Regions from separate parts of the Homo sapiens genome. Here region 1 is linked to region 2. A link is an interaction called in ENCODE POLR2A ChIA-PET data of the cell type or tissue named here. Cell type or tissue: Panc1. All regions are shown on one strand. Links, peaks and the distances in the headings refer to the core of each region. The heading gives the core; the rest is flanking DNA.

Region 1 (8,343 bases), core at 145-8,144, 450 kb after region 2:
TGCACAGTGCCAGGTGTATATATAGGGAGCTCTCTGTAAAGGTTGGCTGTTATTGTGAGTCTACCTCATTCCTTGTTAGCTCTCTGAACCTGGCAGGGGAACAATGAATAAGTCTGTAGTTGTTGAGATAGCTCCTGAAAGAAGATGGGTTCCTCACTAACACAGGGGCCTTTTTAAGAAGCAGAAAGAGAAAAAGAAAAGACAATCAAAATGACTGCTATTATATCTGTGTCTACATATACAGAATACTGCATCTATATCTCTATCTTCAGAAGCAAAGGGCTGACCCCTGCCAAAAAAGTTCATGGCATTAAAAGGCTGAATAGTAAGGTGAGATAAAAATTTTGAACTTTTTATTAATTTATCTCCCCTAAAACTTTTTTTGATGCATTTTCCCTATTTAAAATATTATAAAAGCGATGATGCCTACATAAAATTCTCATATATGTATACACCCGAAATTTCCATAAGTAGATGTATATGGACACATTCTGAGTAGACATATGCTGACACATTGATAACCATAACAATTCATGGACCCAGTGTTAAAAAGCACTACATTGGACATGAAGGATTATTTATGTAGTTCTCCCTTTATGCATTCTGAAATTTTTTGTTTTTACTTTAAAAAAATTCTACTTCCATTCTTCTCAGAAAGCTTGAAAAAATGAATATAAATCACTATGATATCACCATTAAAATGGCCAATGACTTTTTCTTCACAGTTTAGAAAATATTATACTAATAGAATTTAGGAGAAAATTAGTTTTAAGATGTGGTACAACAGAAGCAGAAAATGATACTCAGAGAACAATGCCATATATAAAGACTCTCGAGCTCAGCTGTGAGCACATTGGAACTGTATTTATGAAAGCCCTGAGAATTTTGTACAGGGAAGGTCAGAGAGTGTGATGGTCCTTCCTCTAGCTGGAATGGGTAGAGGGGACAGCACTGAGGGGAGCTCTGAGGTCTCTTCTGAAGTTTTTAGGAGCGGTGAGATCTGTGAATAGTTCAAAATCTTCTCCCAGATTTGGAGCTCTGTCAAAATCTTTGTGACTATGAAGACAGAGTAGGTGGAGAGAACCTAGTGCCTTGGGGTTCATTCCTTATGGCTGAGGAGTCTCTACCTCATCTGTAGTACTTGCTGCAATGTGGGGGTGAGGTCAGATAAAGAATTATGTGGAATGAACAGAGATTTCTCCTTATGTTCTGCCCTTCTGCTGGACTATTTCATTAGGTGCTCTATTCCTTTCTGTTGGCTTCCCACATCCCCAAATTCTCGGCCCTGTGCTTACGATGTTGAGTACAACTCTTCCTACACCTAGGAGCTCTAATTGGATTCAATGTCTAGTGTCTACTCCACAGACGTGAAGTTTCAGCTCTTCATTCTTTCATCCATAAATTTAAAATGAGAGTGAACTCTAAATTAAGAAGCTGAATCTCTAATATGGAAGTTGATTGAAAACATTGTATGGTCATTTATAAACTAATTTTTTATGGCTAAATTTACTCTTGGGAAATTGAAAATTATTAACTGCAAATCCAATATGCTACTGTGAATAAAATGATAACCAAAGATTTTATTTTATTATTTCATGAGGGCTATTTGGATCTGTAATGCAAGAAGCATTTCAAAGTTTGGACTGTGCTTTAAAAAAGTTGCCAAGTATGTTAAATTGTGCACTTAGTTTTCAATGTGGAGGAACAAATCCCAGATTCAATAATTCAATGAACTAACACAATTCTTCAGAGCTTTAAGTGTATTTGCAATTAAGACACTAATTGCTGTTCATTGGCTGATTCTTTCCCCAGAAAGCTTTGTTCTTCTGCAAAAATGCAAAGTCTTACTATTGATCTGTACTCTCAAAACCCTGTTGATTTAAGCAGGACTCTCTGAGGTGAGAACAACAACAAAACCAAGAGACTTAATTTACTCAGCTTGGGTTTCAGGAAACATATCTAATAGCAGACAGTTCCTGTTTTCATTGTTTTCCATTTAAGTCCCTGCAAAATCAGATTGTCTTCAAATAGATGCTGCTGCCATTGGTATAAGACTCATTTTCACATCCCTAAAGAAATAAAGAGTTTTGTAAAAATTCACTCGTTTAATGGGGCCTCACGTATAATGGGCCTAAGTCAAGCCAAAAGGATAAAGATGGATATCGTGCAAAAGCAGTGATAGAATGACAGCACCAAAGATGTAAAATGTATACTCTTTAGACTCTTTAATGTAGCCCTCAATCACCAAGGAATAATTGCAGGTGGATGGAGGTGAAAAGGAATTTCCTTTGAGAGCAATTCTATTTTGTCTGTTTTGGAAGCTTAATACAGGTTGGTATTAAAAACTTCTGAGGAAAGAAAGCAGGGGATGTAGTTTGAGAAAACTACTACCTGTGATTGTTCTCATTGTTTGGAAAGGTCCTGGGCTTGGCTGTTTTCCTGGAGTTTTGCCTGGAAAGAGATAAATTCTGACCAATCATTAATAATGCTAATGATAATAATAATAATGATGATGACTAATGTTTATTGAGCACATAGTATGTGTTACAGGTAGGTTATACACTAAGCATTATATGTACATATGTATATCGTTTATACATATAATATATATAAAATCTAAGTTAATATAGCAACAGTTCATAATGGTTTGAATTAATGCTTTCATCCTCAATGGCTGCATAGTGTGATGGTTAAAAGAAGCTACAGGATTTTATTTATTTCTTCTTCCACCTCCAATTAACTATGTGACCTTAAGTAAGTTTCTCTCTGAATCTTGGTTTATTAATCTATATAATGGCATAATAAGACCTATCTCATTGGGTTTTGTGAGGATAAAATAATGCTATCCAGTGGCAGAGACAGACGAACCACCCTGCAATACAGTATGATTAATAGGATATATTGAACGGTGCTCAGAGCACTTGCAGGAGGACTTTCTGTTCTCACGGGACTTTGGAAATGCAGGACTTTCTGGAGAAGCTGCCCTTTAAGTGGTAGCTTGAGTTACAGATGGGAGTAAGTCCTGAGAAAGTGAGGGAAGAGTGTTCCAGTTTGAAGGAGTAGAGTGTTCTTGGGGAATTGCATTTTGCTGCACAGCTGTGAAGGGAGTGGGGGCATGTTGAGAGTTGATGCCAGAGAACTCAGCAAACCCAGCTCATAAAGCGTTTTGGATGGCATTTTGGGATTTTGGACTTTCTCCTGAGATCAGAGGGAGGGTAATGAAGAGTTTAAGCAGGAGAGTGACGTAATTAGATTTGTTTTTTGTGACTTTCACTCTCTTTGAGATTAAATGTACTAAAACAGAGACCCTTCCCTGACCCCATCTTTGAGCAAACCCATGAACCCTCTTTGGTTTGTGGACTGTCATCAAGTGAGCTCACAGGTATTTTACTCCAGCTGCACTGATTTCTGTGATAGCATTTTCTTGCACTGAATTGTTTCCTTATCTGAGATAAGTGACATGGTTCAGAGGATAGTAAAATAGCATATCTACTCACAGACATGGCTAGGCCAAATGAATACTTTTTTTCTTCAGTTGCTTTATTGTTTGTTTGTGGATTATATACTTACTATATTAAATGCAGCTAAAATTTAATTTTAGAATGACTTTCAATTGCTTTCTTATGAATTGAAACCATTTACTGAGAGTTGACATGTACTTAGGCAAAGCAAGCCATTTTCTAATCACAGTAAAGTAAAACAATAGTAAAGAACATTTGCTTTGGGAGGCCGAGGCGGGCGGATCACGAGGTCAAGAGATTGAGACCATCCTGGCTAACACGGTGAAACCCCGTCACTACTAAAAATACCGAAAAATTAGCCAGGCGTGGTGGCGGGCGCCTGTAGTCCCAGCTACTCGGGAGGCTGAGGCAGGAGAATGGCGTGAACCCGGGAGGCAGAGCTTGCAGTGAGCCGAGATCGCACAGCTGCCCTCCAGCCTGGGTGAAAGAGCGAGACTCCGTCTCTAAAAAAAAAAAAAAATAACATTTGTAGATATTCTGCCTTTTCTTGTTTCCAGTCTGGAAGCTTGCTACTCGAGCAAAACATTCAATAAAATCCAATTGGGTGTGTGATATATATATATATATATTTTTTTTTCTGGGGGGATTATCTGTGCTTCTAGTCACTTTGAATAGAAAATTGATTTTATTTTATGATTACAATCTTATATTCCCAGAAGATTCCAAGAATATTATTTTTTTAAAATAAATTGGAGAATAATGTATTTCTAGATCATATTGATTACCAATTACTATTTTATAAAATATTTATGAAAATGTCAACTCATACATAGTTAGGTATAACAAAAATAAGTCACATTGGACAAAAATATTTCTGCTTTGGATTTCTGGTGAAGCAGGCATTAAACATGTTGAAATTCATTGAGAACTTGATATGTTCTATATTTATGGTAAAATTATAAAGTTGTTAACAAAACCACAAATACTAATCTATGCATAGTATCCAAACGGTAGATAATTATAGTTTAACATTAAGAGAAATTAACTGTCAGAGGACTATGATAAAACTTTTACTGGAAAATTTTAGAATTTCTTAGGAAAGAAAAATATGTATAATGGAAATCAAATATATTTTTTTTGAGTTGTTCACAAAGTGACTTAGCACTTTTGGAGCATTTAATGTTTTATTAACGCTGTTAAATCCCATCTGGTGTTTGTAAAGTCTTTTACTATCCCCTGCTGGGACAGGCAGACATTGGTTTGCATGACTGTGTGTTCCCAAAATATTTTTTAAAAGTATCTAGTGGATTTATACCAACTGTAGCAGGATGATAGAAGGCCACATTTCCATTATAATACCTTTAAAAATGGAGACAAATGTCATCAAGTCACAAAAGATCCATTAGTTTTATACTGTGTGACATTTGAGGGGAAATGTGAATGATTAGTGGTTTTAAAAAGTTGTTTGGAATTCAACATCCTGTGTCAATATTACTTGAAAAATATTTATAGGTTCTGAGTCAGTGAGATGCAATTTACTCTTCATGGAATTCATTCTAGAATGTGTGGAATACTGCCTTGAACCTTAGTCATTCCAATAAATTCCCTGGAATTATCTTTATTGTCAATAAACAGGTTGTTTTGTCTCCTTGAGTGATTTTTATTGTATTGTGAGAGACTTATATCTCTGAAAATCAACAAAATCTTTGCATAGAGAAAAAAATAACTTAATTCAGCAAGAATTTATTGACTAAATTCTATGCTCAATGCCTTCTATGTCTGATGGGCATTGGGAAAAATGAAAAAGAGTTGACATGATCTTTATCTTCAAAGAACTTATAGTCTAGCTGGAGAGGTAGATTTAAAAACCCAAGGTAATCTAAGTTTCAAAAATAAAATATAATAAAGATTTTATACTAATATTGAGAAAGGAGTGATTAAACTTGATTGGGGTATGAAGAAAAGTGCCATAGTGAAAGTAAAACAGGCCTTGAAGGATAAAGATAATTATAATTTAAAGGAGATAGAGTTCAGTGTATGTAAAGTGAATAGAGATCAGTATATGTAAAGTGAATAGAGATCAGTATATGTAAAGTGAATAGTAAATTTTACAATGTATAATATTCTAAGATAAAGTCATGGAGAAGTCAAAATATAGTAGAAAAAATTTGTGGATGGATACCTGAATTTTAACCTTGATCTGGGAATTAACAGTGTATACTTAGGCATTTATCAATTACTTATAATGTCCCAGACACTGTTTTAAGTGCTGGAATCACAGTGCTATATGTGACAGGCAAGGTATCTTATAGCATGCATTTTTGTGGGAGGAGACGGAAAGAAAGAAATAAAAAAACTTTTTTTCTCTTAAAAAAGAGAAATTAGCAGACAGCAGTTAGTACTATGGAGAAATAAAACTGGGTGATACTACAGGGTGTGATGATGGGGGGCTGCTTTAGGTTGTCAAGAGAAAAGATCCATCTAAGGAGGTGACATAGCAGCTGAGAACTGAATGACCACAAACTTCTTTGTGAAGATCTGTGTGAAGATAGTTCCAGAGCAGGAGCCTTAAAGTAGGAACAAGCTTAGTGTGTTCCAGGAACAGAAATAAGTTCTGATTATTGGAGAGAGGAAAGATAAGAGCATGAAGTTAGGGTTCTTAGCAGATCATCCAGAGTTTCGTATGCAGGGTAAAATAGTTTGAATTATATTGTAAGTATGGTGGGGAATCATGGAAGTGTTTAAGTCAGTTTGTTTTATGGTTTATGTTTTACAAAAATCATTCTGGCTGCTGGGCTTAGAGAATGGAGTGGGCAAGTATAAAAGCAGAGAGATGAATTAGGAGGCTATTGCAGTAGCCCAGGTAATAATGATAGTTATTTGAACTGGTAGGAGCAGTGAAGATGAAGACGTGTCTAAGTGTTAAGGATGACACTTAGATTTATAGCTTGAGCATTTGAAAGGCTGGTGGTGACATTAACTGATTGGAGAAGACTGGGAGATTAGGAGGTTAGGAGGGCAGGCCTCTTGAGATCACTAAATCTGTTTTCTAGTTGCAAAATGGCAGTGATGATACCTATTTTACAGGATCAATGTTGTAAGAATTAAAACAAATGAAGTCACTGGCTTCATAAAGTGTCTGGCACACAGTAAGGGCTCAGTAATTGTCAGTTACCTTTTCTGTATAAAATAACAATTCTCGATAGTTTCCAAAAAGATGGGAATATAGGACCCATTTTTCTTGACTCCAGACTTCAAAATGTAGTATTTAAAAGAACTACCATTTCATATGTTTTATACAGGACTGGCTATTTTATGCCTTGTATTGGATGTGCTTGCAGCCAGGAAATGTTCTGTTGAGGCAATGACTCCTGGAAGAAAACATGAACGGAGTCATGAGTGTGGCAGGTGATATCCTACATTATGGAACCCAGTGGGGCAGAATGTGAGTTGTTTTCTGTAGACCTGCAAGGATATTCCCTTCTAAAGACATGCTTGTGATGGTTGAATTAGACTGTATTGTGATGCCCAAAGGCCCTAATTCAACCTTAAATTACAGTAAGACACTCATGTCACCTTATTAGATGGTTCTGAGGCTTGGGCCTGCAACAGAATCATTTCTTCAGTATTTTCTGTGTGCCATTTTTTTTTTCTTTTTTGAGACGGAATCTTGCTCTGTCCCCCAGGCTGGAGTGCAGTGGCGTGATCTCGGCTCACTGCAAGCTCTGCCTCCCGGGTTCATGCCATTCTCCTGCCTCAGCCTCCTGAGTAGCTGGGACTACAGGTGCCTGCCACCATGCCAGGCTAATTTTTTGTATTTCTAGTAGAGATGGGGTTTCACCGTGTTAGCCAGGATGGTCTCGATCTTCTGACCTCATGATCCACCCGCCTCGGCCTCCCAAAGTGCTGGGATTACAGGCGTGAGCCACCACGCCCGGCCCTGTGTGCCATATTTAACAGAAGATAGTAAGACAAGCTGATCACAGCTGACATCCTGGATACTCACCATCTTCTTGCTTCACAGCCAAACTAACTGAAAGCAAGTAGTTTTACTTAGGACCACAAATTGCCTCCACCTTTCAATCCCATAAAGCAATTTTAAATGTGGTGACAGCAAGCTGTGAGAGCTGAAGAAATTTTATAGAGGCTTGCTATAGAATTTCAGGCATTGTAGCCTGGTTATAAATAGCTGAGAGACAGTTTCTACCATTAGATCACTTTAACATCCAGCAATTGATCTGTATCTTTCAGTACTTGAAGTGAAAGAGGGAGAACCACAAATTGTGATGCGGCATCTAAGAATAGTTAATTAGTGCATGGATTATGTTTTCAAACTGGAAAACAGTGGGCAATGCTCAGAAGTTAAGAGGTGAAATATGGAGGCATTAATTCATTTCTCTGACTATAACTTATGAGTACTTAATGTGTGCTCTGCACTGTTTTAGGAGCTGGGGAAACATCAGTAAACAAAACAAGTTTGTGCCACCACAAAGCTTATCTTCTAGTGCAAGATACAAATAATAAAAAGTTAACAAATGTGTAATATAATGTAAGGTAATAATAAATGCTTTAAGAAAAAATATGCAGGATGAAGGGATAGAATGATAGGTGTTCTAATGTAGATGAAATAGAGACTGCTTCTTTGACAGGTGACAGACAGTTGAGCAGAGACCTGACTGAAGCGATAGAGCCACTTATTGGAATACTGGGAGGAGAAATCTGTTCAGCAGAGGAAACTGCATAGACAAAAACCCCTAAATTGGGAAAAAGCATGGCTTTTTCAAGTAGCAGCAAGGAGGGCAGTGTAGAGTGGGATGAACAGGACATGCAGTTGGAAAGTAGAGCCAAGGATCATATTAAGATGGGCTTGTAAACTAAGGTA
Region 2 (8,343 bases), core at 103-8,102:
CAAATTCAACAATGAAAAAATATACCTTGAGAAAAAGAAAGGGAAGAACAGATCAAAGATTTGAGGAAGTAGCACCACCTGTCACCAAGCGAATCTGCAAAAGAAGGTGGGGGGGAGAGGAATGCAATTGTTTTGGAAGATTATACAGACTATCAATGAGAAGGAAGAAAAAAGACACTTTAATACAAATTACAAACTGGTATAAAACCACTCTATGTATATGATGATGACCTTCAGCTATCCAAACATCTACTGGCACATTCTCTAAATACATACCATCTGTTAAAATTCTTGAATATCTTGCTGATAATGTCGCCTGTCAGAAGGTACAGAACAGAAAAGAGAATTAATGCAGGCCAACAAGAAGGAAATGGTAAAATCTTGGGAGAAAAAACCATCTTAAGAGTTCATAACAACAAAGAGAACAAATTTGGAACACAAACATTCAGCCTACGATTGAAGGGGAAAAAAGATGTACAGAAGAGATAGGTATTAATTCCACCAAAAACAGAAAGGAAAAAGAAACCCTATATAAAAACTTCCACTTCTGGCCAAGATGGAATGACAGGCTGGATTTAACCTCCCACCAGAAAAATAATAATAATAATAAACTAAACTAAAAATACTGACCAATCTGTGAAACAATAGTTTTCATGATACTCCCCAGCAAACAATGAAGGATAGTGACTATTGAGAGAAAGGAACCAAATGAAGTGAGCAATACAATTGTCTAGCTTTATGTTGTGTGTTCCCAGCTATGGGAAAGGGAGAGAAAACTCAGAAGGTGTCCAGTGAGGAGAGAGATGTGGGAAATAGGGGATGCCAATACAGCTAGAGTTCACAGGAGAAAGTACCAGAGAAAAGAGAAGAACACACAGGGAACTCAAGAAATCTGCAGTCTTCCTCGAGTATTCAGCAGAGTATGGAACAGTGCATGTTTGTCAGTAAACTCTTCAAGGCGAGAGGGAAACTATTAGAAGAAACTATCTGCAGGCTCACATAACTGTTTGCACCAGTCAGAGTGGGAAATCTCATAATTCACAAAGCACTCCCTTGCCTCATCAGTGAGGCAAAATTAGTTCTATACTAAATGCAGTGCTGATACCATTTAGCAAAGTTTAAAAGCAAGACCCAAAAGTACCCAACTGACTCCAAGCAACTTAAGTGCCTTCTAACACAAAACTCAATAGTATTTTACAGAACACAAAAATATCTAGCACCCAAAAAGAGAATTCAACATATCTGACATCCAGTAAAAAATTTACCACTAAGGCATGCTAAGAGCCAGGAAAATATGACCTATAACAAAAAAAGTAATCAATTACAATTGACCACAAAACAACACAAATAGTAGTGAAGGATATTAAAGTATTATTTTAAGTCTATCCCATATGTTCAAGACACTAAAGTCACAACTCGGCCAGGTGCAGTGGCTCACGCCTGTAATCCCAGCACTCTGGGAGGGTGGTATGGTTTGGATCTGTGTCCCTGCCCAAATTTGATGTTAAATTGTAATCCCCAATGTTGGAGGCAGGGCCTGGTGGGAGGTAATGGAATTATGGGGGCAGTTTCTCAGTTTAGCACCATCTCCCTTGGTGCTGTCATGTCAATAGTGAGTTCTCCTGAGATCTGATTTTGTTTAAAAGTATGTGGCACCTCCCCTCTCTCTATTCCTCCTGCTCTATGTGAAGTGTTGGCTCGCTCTTTGCCTTCCGCCATGATTGTAAGTTTCCTGAGTCCTCCCTAGAACCTGAGCAGATGCCAGCACCACACTTCCTTTACAACTTGAAGAACTGTGAGCCAATTAAACCTCTTTTCTCTATAAATTGCCCAGTCTCAGATATTTCTTTATAGCAGTGAGTATTGACTAATACAGAAAATTGGTATCAGAAATGGGCATTGCTATAAAAACACCTTAAAATGTGGGTGCAGCTTTGGAAGTGGGTAACAGACAGAGGTCAGAAGAGTGTGGAGGGCTCAGAAGATAGGAAGATGAGGGAAAGTTTGGAATTTCCTAGAGACTGGTTGAACGGTTGTGACCAAAATACTGGCAGTGATACGGAGAGTGAAGGCCAGGCTGAGGAGGTCTCAGATGGAAATGAGGAACTACTGGGAAGTGGAGTAAAAGTCACTTTTGCTATGTCTTAGCAAACAGCCTGGCTGCACTGTGCCCCTGCTCTAGGGATCTGTGGAACTTGGAACTTGAGATGGATGATTTAGGGTATCCAGTGGAAGAAATTTCTAAGCAGCAAAGTCTTCAAGATGTGGCCTGGCTGTTTCTAACAACCTATGCTCATATGCATACGCAAAGAAATGACCTGAAACTGGAACTTATATTTAAAAGGTAAGCAGGACATAAAAGTTTAGAAAATTTGCATCCTGGCCATGTGGCAATAAAGAAAAGCCCATTTTCAGGAGAGGAATTCAAACTCACCGCAGAAATTTGCATAACTACCAGAAAGGCAAGTGCTGATAGCCAAGACAATGGGGAAAAGGCCTTGAAGGCATTTCAGAGACCTTTGCAGCAGCCATTCCCATCACAGGACCAACGCATAGGAGGGAAAAATGGTTTCCTTGGCCAGGCCTAGGGCCCTGCTGCCCTGCACAACCTCAGGACACTGCTCCCTGCATCCCAGACACTCCAGCTCCAGCTGTGACTCAAAAGGGCCCAGGTAAAGCTCAGGCTGCTGGGCCCTTTTGAGGCCCACAAGGTGCAAGCTATAAGCCATAGCAGTTTCCACATGATGTTAAGCCTGCAGGTGCACAGAATGCAACAGCTGAAGCTTGAGAGTCTCTGCCTAGAATTCAGAGGATGTATGGAAAAGCCTGGTAGTCAAAGCAGAACCCTGATGCAGGGGCAGAGTCCTCATGAAGAACCTCTAATAGGGCAGTGAGGAGGAGAAATGTAGTATCGGTGCCTCCACAAGAGCACTGCCTAGTGGAGCTGTGAGAAGAGGGCCACTGTCCTTCAGGCCCCAGAATGATAAATCCACCAAGAGCTTGCACTCTCAGCCTGGAAAAGCCACAGGCACACAATACCAGCCCTTGAGAGCAGCCACAGGGGCTGAGCCCTGCAACGCCACAGGGCAGAGCTGTCCAAGGCCTTGGGTGCCCACCCCTTGCATCAGTGTGCCCTGGGTGTGGGACATGAAGTCAAAAGAGATTATTTTGGAGCTTTAAGATTTAATGACTGCCCTGCTGGGTTTCAGGCTTGCATGTGCCTACAGCCCCTTTCTTTTGGCCGATTTTTCCCTTTTGGAATGGGAGTATTTACCCAATGCCTATAACCCCATTGAATCTTGGGAGTAACTAACTTGTTTTTCATTTTACAGCCTCACAGGTGGAAAGGACTAGCCTTGGCTCAGATGAGACTTTGGACTTCTGATTTAATGCCGGAAATGAGTTAAGACTTTGAGGGACTACTGGGAAAGTATGATTCTACTTTGAAATGTGATAAGGAAATGGAGATTTGGGAGGGGCCAGAAGAGGAATGATATGGTTTGGATCTGTGTCCCCACCTAAATCTCATGTTGAATTACAATACCCAACGTTGGAGGTGGGGCCTGGGGGGAGGTAATAGTGGGGGTGGTTTCTCACGGTTTAACACCATCCACTCTTGATGCTGTCATCACAATAGTGAGTTCTCATGAGATCTGGTTGTTTAAAAGTGTGTAGCACCTCCCCCTCCCCCTTCCTCCTGCTCTATGTGACGTGTTGGCTTGTTCTTTGCCTTCCACCATGAATGTAAGTTTCCTGAGGCCTCCCAGAAGCTGAGCAGATGCCAGCATCATGCTTCCTGTACAGCCTGTAAAACTATGAGCCAATTAAACCTCTTTATCTATAAATTACCAAGTCTCAGGTATTTCTTTCTTTTTTTTTTTTTTTTTTTTTTTTGAGATGGAGTGTTGCTCTGCCACCAGGCTGAGTGCAGTGGCACAATCTTGGCTCACCACAAGCTCTGCCTCCCGGGTTCAAGCGATTCTCCTGCCTTAGCCTCCCAAGTAGTTGGGACTATAGGCGCGCGCCACAACACCTGGCTAATTTTTGTATTTTTAGTAGAGACGGGGTTTCACCATGTTGCCGAAGATGGTCTCGATCTCCTGACCTCACGATCCACCCACCTCGGTCTCCCAAAGTGCTAGGATTACAGGCGTGAGCCACTGCGCCCGGCCTCAGCTATTTCTTTATAGCAATGTGAAAACTAATACAGAGGCCCAGGTAGGAGGATCGCCTTGAGGGCAGGAGTTCAAGACCAGCCTCGGCAACACAGCTAGACCCCACGTCCACAAAACAAAAAAAATAGCCAGGCATGGTGGCACATGCCTGTAGTCCTAGCTACCTGGGAGGCTGAGGTGGAAGGATCACTTGAGCCCAGGAATTCAAGGTTGTAGTGAGCTATGATCATATCACTGCACTTCAGCCTGGGCGACAGAACAAAAACTCTGCGACTGCCTGTGGCTGTGCAGCCAACCTGCTCAGAAGGAGCTGGGTGGCCCACTGTGCGAACCCCGCCGGCTCCACATGGCAGGTGAAATGCACTGGTTTAGAACTTCTGATGTCTTTCAAACCACTCTAGCCAGTATAGCCCCAGTATTTACCATGACAAAATTTGACAGAGAAATGTTACTTCTTTTGAAAGGAAGAAAACTGAGTTATACCAAGAGTTAGGTCTTCAAGCCAGAGATTTGAGATTTCACTATGTAATGAGTATCACAGCCAGAAATAATATGATTATCATGAGAATGGAGTATTTGAAAGCTGAGATAACTCCAGAGTGTCTTCTGATATTAGATTATCATAATTTAAACTCACAGCGATGGCTGTTCCGGGAACTCTCTTCACAATTGTCTGGAGAGGGTCAACTTGTTAGAAACCCTTTAATTTTTTGAGTTTAGAGCTATAGAAGCACTCCTGCAATACTGGATCAACACCCTTCAGGGGAAACTTAGCCTTTTCCAGCCACTGATCCTCAAGACGCTGGAAGCTTTGGTGGACCCCAAACATTCTTCTATAGACAGAAGCAAACTCCACATTTTACTACAGAATGGCAAAAGTCTATTAGAGTTAGAAACAGATATTAAAATTTTCAGAGTCAATTTTGGAGATCCTGGATGAGAAAGAGTTGCTAGAAGAGCTCTATCAAAATGGAGTGACCCCCGAGTCTTTGAAAAGAGCAGTACTGGGACTGACCATGCAGAGGAGATAGAGTTGCTGATGGAAAACTACTACCGACTAGCTGACGATGTCTCCAATGCAGCTTAGGAGCTTACGGTACTGACTGATGATTCACAAAGTATTATTTTCATCAATCTGGACAGCCACTGTAACGTGATAATGAAGTTGAATCTACAGCTGACCATAAGAACCTTCTCTCTTTCGCTCTTTGGAGTAATGGAAGTTGCTTTTGGAATGAGTTTGGAATCTTCCCTTGAAGAGGCCCATGGAGTGTTTTGACTGATTACAGGAATTATGTTCATGGGAAGTGGCTCAGCTGGAGGCGCCTGCTTTCATTCCTTGGACAACAGCTAGAAGCTCCATTGCCTCCTATGATAGCCTCCTTACCTAAAAAGATTCTTCTGGCAGATAGAAGCGTGGAACAAAGAACAGTCTCAGACCTGATGCACTTGGATCAGGCAGGAGTATCCTAACAAACCATGAGGAACAACCCTATGGACACTGAAGTTTTTTGTTTTTTTTTTGTTTTTTTTTTTTTTTATAATCACAGTTAACTTCTGATACTTTTATTATTTTCTTGTATGGAGTCAGACACTTGAAAAAAATTAATATCTGATGACAAAATATTTTGGCAGTCACAATACTAGAACTTGATTGCATTTCCAGAATTCTGAGTTAAAGAAACAAAGTGTTTGCTTTGTAACAGGCCAAAATTCTATTTCCTGCAAACTTTAAATGCTGTTTTTATAGACATGATGTGAGGCAACAGAAGAACAGACAGTTGTATAGATTTTATTTAATTTATACATAACAAGAAAAGTATAATTTCAGGCTGAATGAAGCCTAGGAGCTTGACAAACCCATAGGAAGCCATAGTTCTTTGTTACCACAGGGAATTACGTCCAAGTGAATTTCCTGATTCTCAGGTGACTAAAAAGCTAGCACTCTATGTATTAACCTTAAAACAAACTCTGAAAGTTTATGCTTTAAAAAACAAACTTTGACATAACATTATTTTCTTAGATTTGGCCCCCCTTTTATATAAGATGAATAAAAATAAATAATTTTTTTAAAAAGACCCAAATGAACTTGTATTAAAAGGATTTGTATCCAGAATATAAAATCCAGGACATAAAAAGAACACTAAAAACTCAGTGACAAAAAAACACAGTTTGAAAAAAAATAAGCAGAAGATTTAAACAGACACTTCATCAAAGAAGATACAAGGACAGCAAATAAGCACATGGAAAAATACTCAACACCATTAGTCATTACAGAAATGTAAACTGAAACCATAATGAAACACTATTACACACCTATTAGAATGGCTAAAATTAAAATGACTGACATTAAATATGGGCAAAAATATGAAGCAACTGGAACTTTCATACACTGCCAGTGGAAATATAAAACACTACACCTACTTTGGAAAACAATTTGGCAGTGTGTTAAAATGCTACACACACAACTAATATATATGATCCAGCCACCCCATTCCCAGGTATCCAATCAAGAAAAATGAAAGCATATTTTCATAAAACACATATACCAATGCTCAGAGCAGCTTTAATTTATTTTATTTATTTGTTTGTTTTATTATTTTTTCGAGACAGAGTTTCGCTCTTGTTGCCCAGGCTGGCGTGCAGTGGCAAGATCTTGGCTCACCGCAACCTCTGCCTCCTGAATTCAAGCGATTCTCCTGTCTCAGCCTCCCGAGTAGCTGGGATTACAGGCATGCACCACCATGCCCAGCTAGTTTTGTATTTTTAGTAGAGACAGGGTTTCTCCATGTTGGTCAGGCTGGTCTTGAACTCCTGGCCTCAGGTGATCCACCCACCTCGGCCTCCCAAAGTGCTGGGATTACAGGTGTGAGCCACGGCACCTGGCCTAAGAGCAGCTTTATTTGTAACAGTCAAAGTGGAAATAACCCAAATGTCTATCAAACACATGACTAGATAAACAAAATGTGGTATACCCATACAATGAATATTATTTGTGGGGTTTTTTTTTCGAGACAGTCTCGCTCTGTCACCCAGGCTGGAGAGCAGTGGCACAATCTCGGCTCACTGCAACCTCTGCCTCCCATGTTCAAGCAATTCTCCTGCCTCAGCCTCCCGAGTAGCTGGAATTACAGGCACATACCACCACACCCAGCTAATTTTTGTATTTTTAGTAGAGACAAGGTTTCACTATGTTGGTCAGGCTGGTCTCGAACTCCTTACCTCGTGATCCACCCGCCTCAGCCTCTCAAAGTGCTGGGATTACAGGCGTGAGCCACCGTGCCTGGCCCAATGGATATTATTTGGAAATAAAAAAAAAACTAATGATACATACAACACCATGAATTTCAAAATAATTATCCTGAATAAAGAAAGCCATACAAAAACAGAGTATATACTATATAATTCCATTTATATAAAGTTCTAGAAAATTAAAACTAATTTATAGTGACCAAAAAATGCTCAGTGGTTGCCTGAGGACACATGGAGTGATGGTACAGTGAGTCACGAGAAAACTAACAGAGGTGGTGAAAACATCATTATCTTAATTGTGTTCATGGGTTCATGGTGTACACAAATGTCAAAGTTGTATACTCTAAATACATGTGGTCTATCATATCAATTGTATCTCAAAAATAGCTGTATAGGCCAGGTACAGTGCCTCACCTGTAATCCCAGAACTTTAGGAGGCCAAGGTGAGCGGATCACTTGAGGCCAAGAGTTCTAAGCAGACGGAGCAACACGGCAACACTCCATCTCTACAAAAAATACAAAAACTAGCTGGGTGTGATGGTGCATGCCTTTAGTCCCAGCTACTCAGGAGGCTGAAGTGGGAGGATCACTAGAGCCCAGGAGGCGGAGGCTGCAGTAAGCCGAGATCACACACTACACTCTAGCCTGGGCCACGGACCAAGGCCATGTCTCAGGGCAAAAAAAAAAAAAAAAAAAGCTGTATAAAAAATAATTTACATAGAAAGTCCATTGTTGTAAACAGTAAAAACCTAATTAAAAATAAATACATACATACATGAGGACATTCTCACTAAAAAGAAAGAAATTAGTCCTGCCTCAAAAAAAAATTAACAATCATACCCTCACTTAGCTGGGAATCAGGTGTTCATAGGAAGCAAAATATATCAAGAGCATTCAAAGACTTGCCACTTGGTGG

Evidence for each region. Peaks named below come from ENCODE experiments on the same cell type or tissue, not always from the same donor. Only the 100,000 strongest peaks of a DNase experiment are listed, where the experiment ranks them.
Region 1: POLR2A ChIA-PET joins it to region 2 with 8 read pairs; 2 of 35 experiments call an interaction of 5 or more read pairs at or near these places.

The regions. Positions count from the first base shown.
Region 1 is chr12:71,394,261-71,402,603 of GRCh38, reverse strand. No RefSeq gene overlaps it. Among named protein-coding and RNA genes, the nearest start is that of LGR5, 41 kb to the left of the region's middle. In Panc1, for the core only: CTCF peaks have their summits at 4,509 and 4,712; no DNase peak of the experiment used is centred there; H3K27ac peaks cover 6,283 bases.
Region 2 is chr12:71,846,536-71,854,878 of GRCh38, reverse strand. All of the region lies in intron 1 of TBC1D15 (TBC1 domain family member 15), which reads right to left. It also overlaps the pseudogene MRS2P2. Among named protein-coding and RNA genes, the nearest start is that of TBC1D15, 11 kb to the right of the region's middle. In Panc1, for the core only: a CTCF peak has its summit at 8,099; no DNase peak of the experiment used is centred there.